3 separate regions of the Mus musculus genome follow, and all the other regions are linked to region 1. The links are chromatin loops, found by intact Hi-C in ENCODE. Cell type or tissue: heart. All regions are shown on one strand.

Region 1 (2,500 bases):
GAATCAGGCAGCTTGGAGTCGAAGCAGCCTGCCAGACCTCAGAAAGCATGAGCTTATTCAGCAGTAAGTTCCAGAAGCTGAAAGCATTCTAAGCCTGGGTTAGATTATATGTAGGCCAGAAGCTTCCAGGCAGGGCTAGGCCCATAGTAGCAGATTGGGGCAGTAAGCCACAAAGAGAACAATTAGATCAGGCGAATAAAAGATACTTTTACAGTGTATATTCTTGAGGACATTTACTGGTCATTTAGAGTTGTGTCCATTTACTTATACTAATTATTGAGCGTTTCTGTTAAATGTATCTCCAAATTTTACCAAGTTCTACTTTCAAGATTCCAACATGAGTGGGTGGAGAGATGGCTCAGCAGTAAAGAGTACTGGTTGCTCATCAACAAGACTCAATTCCCAGCATGTACATGGCAGCTCCTAACTGTAACTCCAGTTCCAGGGGATCCGATACCCTCACACAGACATACAGGCGGGCAAAACACGACTCAGTGCTTTGCCTACGTGACTGCAGTGAAGCAGGCATGAGAGAAGGCATGTTCTCCCTTCCTCCACTAACCGTATGCAGCCTTGTTAATGAACACTTGTGCAGTCCCTGAGGCAGCCAGCGATGGGGAGAGGGCCAAGGGGAGGTAGTGCCACTCCCATGCAGGGGGAATGGAGAAGTTACAACGTTCTGCTTGGCTGTTAATGAACCAGGTCCCTAGCAACCCTCAAACCACATATGCCCTGCCCTGCCACCTGTATAGGGCCTGGGTCAGAGCTTATTGAAAATAAGCAGGCGCCCTCGTTCCACGGGCGTAAAAAAAGCAAGACCAAATGTAAGTCCGTGCGGTATAATTCGCTCTGTCATTTGTTTTTGCAGAGGGAATGCTGAGTGGGAAGGAGAGCTAAGTTAATTAGCCACAGACACAGAAAACCGCCACATGAAAAGGAGGGAGGGCAAGAGAGGACCGAGCATTAACCATGCTCCCGAGTGCGGTTGGAGCTAATGTCACAAGCAAAGAAAAGCACGCAAATGCAGTGTGCTGTTCCTGGCTTTCTTTTTAACTTGGAGTTTTTTAATAATGCGTCATGAAGGTGTGTGGGGAGGGAGAACACAAATGCAGTGCCCATGGAAGCCAGAAGAGGGCGCCACAGTCTCGAGCAGTCCAAGCAGAGCTACCAACCTTTGTAAAACCTGTAGACAGGTTTACTGAGAGGGCTGTCAGCCTTGGCTAACAAGATGAAAGGTAATAATCATGACAGGATGCCCAGTGAGATGCTTTAACGTATATGTGGCATGCTTATACTAATTGTTGGTTTTTAACCTGAAATTCAAATTTGGTCATATAAGCTTGTACAGGGCTTTCTTTTATCCTGGATCATGTAGAAAACAGACTATTTTCAAAATAACAGGTGCGCTAGCTAATTTTATGTCAATTTAACACTAGCTAGGGCCATCGGAGAGGAGGGAGCCTCAAATGAAAAAACTGCCTACCTAAGATGGGGCTGTGGGCAAGGCTGTAGGGCATTTTCTTAATTAGTGATTAATGGGGAAGGTCCAGTCCATTGTGGGCGGTGCCGTCCCGGAGCAGGTGGTCCTGGGTGCTGTAAGAAAGCAGCTGGGCAAGCCATAAGGAACAAGCTGGTAAGATGCCACTCCTCTGTGGCCTTTACATCAGCTCTGGGCTCCAGGTTGCTGCTCTGCTTTAGTTTTTTGTCCTGACTTCCTTCGACGATGGACAGTCATGGACCTGTAAACTAAATAAATCCTTTTCTTCCGGAGTTGCTTGTGGTCATGGTGTTTCATCACAGCAATAGTAACCCTAAGACATGTTGCAAAAAACCTAACAAGTCTATATTTCATGTGATGATGGGCATTGGGAGCTTCAAGCCTTCGTGTTATTTTTCACAGGCAGATAGAAAAAACTTATTTTTTCTTTGTCCTCTTAAATGAGATTAGGTGTTGAAAACTCCCTTCACCCATGCAGCTTTCACGCTGTTTCCGGACTTTCCAGCTCAAAGCTGCACTAGACCCTGGTGGTCGGTAGATGGCGCAACGGGTCAATGTTCCAGCCGAAGGCTCTTATGGTCGCTGTCAGGGAAGAAAGGAGGCGCGCGTTTGCCGCAGAGCCTTGCATTATTGATCTCTGCTGCCGCAGAGGTGGGAGGAGCCCCGCCGCCATCTCGCCCAGACTCCTGCAGTAGCGCTAGGATGGTTGCTGCAAGAGGCTTTTCCATCCCTACAAAAAGTCCTTGGCTGGGTAGGGAACGTGCATTGCTCCTTCGCAAACATTCGGCTTTTTCATTCCATAGCAAGATCAGATTTCTCTGTGATGAGAATCATTACACACTGCGTTCTGAACAGCGGCTGTAGCCTTTGAAATATTTAAATCATTTAAATCCACATTTGTTTTAAAGTACTACCAAGTAGTGATACATAATATACCAGCAGCAGAAAGACAATGAGATAGTGGAGCTGGGGCGGGGCGGGGGTCCATCTCTCCTTTTGGTT
Region 2 (2,500 bases), 640 kb after region 1:
TGTGGAGGATGCTTAAGACTTCAAAACCAGTACCAGGCAGAGATAACTTTTAGGTGCCAGCTTGATACGCAGTCTTTCTCCCACCACCACTACAACTTGTATGTGCTGACATAAGAAAACACTTCCCAGAAGACACTTCCCCGTGATGCTGATGACATATTAATCATAGATGGATTTCCAGCCACAGCTAAGCAGCATCCACTGCTCCAGTAAAGCACAAATTTTCCTTGCACCAATTCCTTTGTGTGTTTGTGACATTATAACATTGTCCCTTCTCCTTCCTCCCTCCAAACCTTCCGCTTAAGCCTCTGCCCATACGTCTTCAAATTCATGGCCTCTTTTTTTTCACTAATTGTTATTGCGTGTATATTTCTAAATATAACCTTTTCAGTCTGTATGATGTGTGTATGTTTTCAGGGTTGACCGTTTGGTACTGAACACCCAATTGGTGTGCTCTTCGCTAGGGAAGGCTACCTCTCTTGCCTCCAGCTTTTCTCAGTTGCCCATAGTTCTTTGTATAGGGTTTAGGTCTTACACTTCTACAGATTCTTAATAAAAATATATCACACAAATGGCCTCAATAGATTTTTGGGGGGATTCCTAGCTCTCCTCTGAAACTTCAGAAGCCATGTCTCCCAATGTCTCCATTTCTCTGCACAGTTTTTACCTTCTAAGCTCACCATAGCTCATTAGGTCTAAGCACTTAGTGGCTTTACCATCCTAAAGTTCTGAATGGTTCCACCATCCTCCACAAGCCCAGCATGGTCCCTTCACAGCAACTCTCCACTCTCAGGACCAATGTCTATCCTAGTTTTAGTTTGATTTTCTCTTTCTGTGATAAACAACTTGTGGAGAAAAGAGTTGGCTTCATTCTGGTGTCAGTTCATCACTGCTCAATGAAGAAGTCTGGGCAGGAACTCAAGGCAGGATCCTGGAAGCAGGAACTGAAGCAGAGTCCACAGAGGAACACTGCTTCCTGGCTTATACCCAGGTCCTTGTTTAGCTTCCAGGGGTATAGCACCACCCACAGTGAGTAGCACATGTCTGCAGTGCCCGTGAAGGCCAGAAGAGGGCATCAGACCACTTGGAACTGGGCGTATAGATGGTTTTCAGCTGCCATGTGGATGCTAGGTATAAAAGCTGAATTTTCTGATAGAGTAGCCGGTTCTTTTAACTGCTGAACCATCTCTCATAGCCTCTTTTTCTCATATCTTAATGGCCTGCCACAACATCAACAATGATGCAGGATAAAAACTTTGGTGATCAGGGTCTTCAAACCCAGCACTTCTTTTTTTCCTTCCCTTTTTCTTTTCTTCTCCTAGTCCTCTTCCTCAATTTCCACCTTTTCTTCCACCTCTTCCTCCTTTCTTGTTTTTTGTTCTTTGAGGTTGTTTGTATTTTTTTTTTTAATTTTTGTTTTCAGCCTGGGTGAGCCTAGCACTTTCTGTATAAGCCAAGCTGGTCTTGGGGTGGTCTTTATGTCCCTGTCTTCTCAATGTTGGCATTGCAGGTATGGAGATATTTTTAAAAATCACTAAGACTGAAATTTACATAGGATCATGGTAAATGTACTTTAATTGGGTTAGTAGCCTTTGTTATTCTTATTTTGCTAGAAGTTGTAGCCACTTAATATATGATGAATATTAGATTGAGATTTACTAATCTTCTGAATATATTGAAATTAGTCTTTCTTTTATACTCTTAATATGGTGAGTTACGTTTTTTTGAATTGATTTATTTATTTTTATTTATTTTTCTAATAGTTTTCTTAGAATTGTATGTATCAGTGAAAAAGCCATACTTTCCTCATTAAATAAGTTGTAAGGTTTCAGCTTCCCTTTTGAGAAGTCTTATTAAGTTGGGATCATCTGTCTCTTTCGGGTTTCATAGATTAAACTCCCCAGCCCCTCCAGATGCTAGCATTGTGTTGACGGGCTTTCCTTGTAAAGTAGCTACTTAACTCTGCTCTGGTGTTCTTCTGTTCTGCTTTGAGTCTGTTTTTATACCATTTCCCCTAAGACATTACCCATTTTCTGAGTTTTCCAGGGTTTAGCACAAAGCTGCTGATAGTATTACTTAACATTTTTACCTGTAGCATTCTTTTGTACTGTGTATTTATGCTTTCCCCATAACTACTTTGATCATTGTTTGTAATTATCTGTATCATCATTGGTTTCAGACAACCAGGATTTGTTTTTAACCAAATGCTTATTTTAGAAAGTTGTTTTCTGGGTTTTGATTATTTGTTTGTTTGTTTTGATTAAATACTCTGTCTTAGATCTACTATTTTGTAGTATATTTTATATAAAAATATTTTTCCTATTTAACTTCCAATAAATCAAAAGCATTTAAGTGTCAAGTCAGTTTAAATGTCTAAGCAAAAACTATTTTTCCAGTTAGTTGTAATACTTGCAGTTAGCTGCTGATTTTGTGTGTGTAGTCAGTCTCTCCCTCCCTCCCTCCCTCTCCCCCTCCCTTTAATATATGCTTTTTCTCCTCC
Region 3 (2,500 bases), 280 kb after region 1:
TCACAAGCTTCTTAGCCACAGTAAAACATTTCTCACTTTTGAAGTATGGGTCTAGGCTATAAATCCTTCCCAGATGACAGGTTGTAGTTGGGACCTAAGCAGCCTGTGCCCTAAATATTCATATATACAGTAAGGCGGGAGAGAAGCCAGAGACAGGAAGTAGCAGGAGCTCCCGTGAGACACTCTCTTAGTCCCATGCCAGGATCTGCACAAGCACTGGGACACAGCAGTGACCAAGGAGAGGTCCTGCCTTCCAGCTGAAGGTAGCGGATGAGGCGCAAGCCAGAATGGCAGCAGGGCAGCTTGAATTGATGGCACAGGATGCTGCTGGGACTGGGGAAATTGGAAGTAGGGAAGCGGGCAGGGAAGGGAAAGCAGAAAGGGTCTGAGAGGTGGGCAGCTGCGGCAGAAGCTGTGAGGGAGGCAGATAGCAGCGTCTCACTGCCTGACAGAAGACTCGTTCTCAGCAGGCCACCACAACAGACACAGAATCAGGTAAATCCCAGCATAGGCCTCTCCCCAATGGGGCTGACAAGCAAGGAAACACCAGAGTTGTCTGTGGGACACTCCCGACCTCCACAACTATACACAACTCCTACATGGGAATCAAAATGACACTGAAGCCACATGTGGCTCTGTGTAATGGCCAGTCTGCTTGCTTTCCTCAGAAATCTGGGTCTTTACTGAGACCCAGCAACATGTGAAAGGGTATAAATGCCTGCAGAGGATACAGCCCTCAGATCTTTTCCAGACCAGGGAGCCCACCCACCCACCCACCCACCCACCCACCCACCCACCCACCTACCGGATCCCACAAGTAATTGGAGCAGATCCAGAAGCCCCAAGCTCTTCCTTATTTACCCTTCAGTAATTACATACCTTCCCTATTGGAGGCTGGGGCTGAGCAGTTAGTCTCCTATTGTCTTTACAGGAAATGACATCCATGTGACTTCTCAGGAAGGCAACCAGTGGCCACTCTGGTTAAGATAATTTGGGAAGTGCTCAGCATATCCGCTAGCAGATTGAGTCCAGCTGAGTTGGAAGCTTCTGGAAATGCAGACACGAGACGGTCACCGTAACCAGGGCACTGCTGGGTCAGTTCCCTGAACAGAATGAAGCTCTGCAGAGTTGGACTCCTCAGAAAGGGGCGTGACCAGGGCCTTGCCACTCTCTCTCATTTATAACCTTACTCAGGATTGAGAGCTCCTCCACTCACGGAGACCTAAGCAGTGAGGAGTGCATGGGAACTCAGAGGTGCTGGGCTCATCTACACTGAGCTTGCTTCCCTGTGCTCTCCCTAGCTCCAGGACCAGCAGCATGCATCCCCAGGCTACAGCAGCAGAGCTGTGAACGTCCCAGGCATATCACTCACACACACACACACACACACACACACACACACACACACACACAAACACACACACACACACACACACACACACACACACCGGACAAAAGAGATCCTCCCAGAAGAGCAGGAAGCTCCCAGTAAGTAAACTCTTCTGTCTCGTTGGCTTATGTTGACCTGTAAGTTTATTGTTGACTCGGTCACTGGCAAGAGTCTGGGGGTCTCCACCCTGAGTATACACAGAGTATTCACAGCAGTCACCTGGGAAAGCTTGGTTTGACAACTCCTGTGAAAGGTCCTGTCAGTGGGCTAGTGTCCTGCAAAGCCCTAAACCATCCTGATGGCTCCCCTTCAGGGACTGTTGCCCTGCTCTTAAGGCACGGTGGCTGGGGAAGTGTATGCGAGGGCTCCCTTAGGAAGAAGAAATTGAGCATAACCCTGCATTGATGAGAACCATCCCTGTTCATAGTGTGTTCAGATGTCATGCACAGCCTTGGTGTTCCCTAGAAACAGAGAGTACAAAGGGGGCTATGCACTGTTGTGTGGGAGTGCCCACAAAATCAGCATTACTCCTTCACGACTGCACAAAGATGCAGAAGACAAACCACTCTTTGTTATGCGTTAGTTGTTTCTACTGGTAACTAAAAGCATATATCCAAATCCTAATGAGATGGCGATAAATGTGCTGTAGTATAAAAGAGTTATGTGCTAGGTCCAGCGCTCGTTCCTACAGTAGATAAATAGCTCAGCCTTGGGAGTTACTGGAGAGGAAGAACACACTGCCACATGGCCTGAGAGTCACTTGACATGATGTTAGATGTGGAAAATGCTGCCAGTGGTAAATTTCTGCCCAAACAGTTGGTCACTGTGCCCTGGTTACTGATGCTCATTGGAGGAAATCATTAGGCTTTCTTCACTTTGAAAAGGGATAGCTATCCTGTTTTTTGTTTGCTTTTGGCAAAAGATACCCGGTCACCCCTTGACAAAGCTGCTTGGATAAAAAGGATATGGACAAACCCTGTCTACCATGACCCTGATTCATCATAGATGCCGCAGAGCTTGGAATAAAAGATGTAGCCAGATACTAAGTTGACCTACCTGAAGTTGTCACCTCTGGTTTCATATGCAGAGACATCACTCCTGGGGCTAGTT

The links. Peaks named below come from ENCODE experiments on the same cell type or tissue, not always from the same donor. Only the 100,000 strongest peaks of a DNase experiment are listed, where the experiment ranks them.
Region 2: a loop joins it to region 1, with 2.2 times the contacts of the local background. A loop is called at or near these places in 6 of 42 quality-filtered maps.
Region 3: it touches region 1 in a loop (3-fold over the local background); 6 of 42 quality-filtered maps call a loop at or near these places.

What each region holds. Positions count from the first base shown.
Region 1 is chr10:39,169,243-39,171,742 of GRCm38, forward strand. It overlaps a transcript of Ccn6 not described here. Among named protein-coding and RNA genes, the nearest start is that of Ccn6, 6.7 kb to the left of the region's middle. In heart, CTCF peaks have their summits at 1,127 (motif pointing right) and 2,031 (motif pointing right); a DNase peak (open chromatin) is centred at 2,109; H3K4me3 peaks cover 994 bases; H3K27ac peaks cover 441 bases; H3K27me3 peaks cover 303 bases.
Region 2 is chr10:39,810,657-39,813,156 of GRCm38, forward strand. All of the region lies in intron 9 of Rev3l (REV3 like, DNA directed polymerase zeta catalytic subunit), which reads left to right. Among named protein-coding and RNA genes, the nearest start is that of Rev3l, 80 kb to the left of the region's middle. In heart, a CTCF peak has its summit at 1,057 (motif pointing right); a DNase peak (open chromatin) is centred at 1,045.
Region 3 is chr10:39,450,284-39,452,783 of GRCm38, forward strand. The region is part of intron 2 of Fyn (Fyn proto-oncogene); the gene reads left to right. Among named protein-coding and RNA genes, the nearest start is that of Fyn, 82 kb to the left of the region's middle. In heart, no CTCF peak of the experiment used is centred here; DNase peaks (open chromatin) are centred at 307 and 1,018; H3K27ac peaks cover 1,241 bases.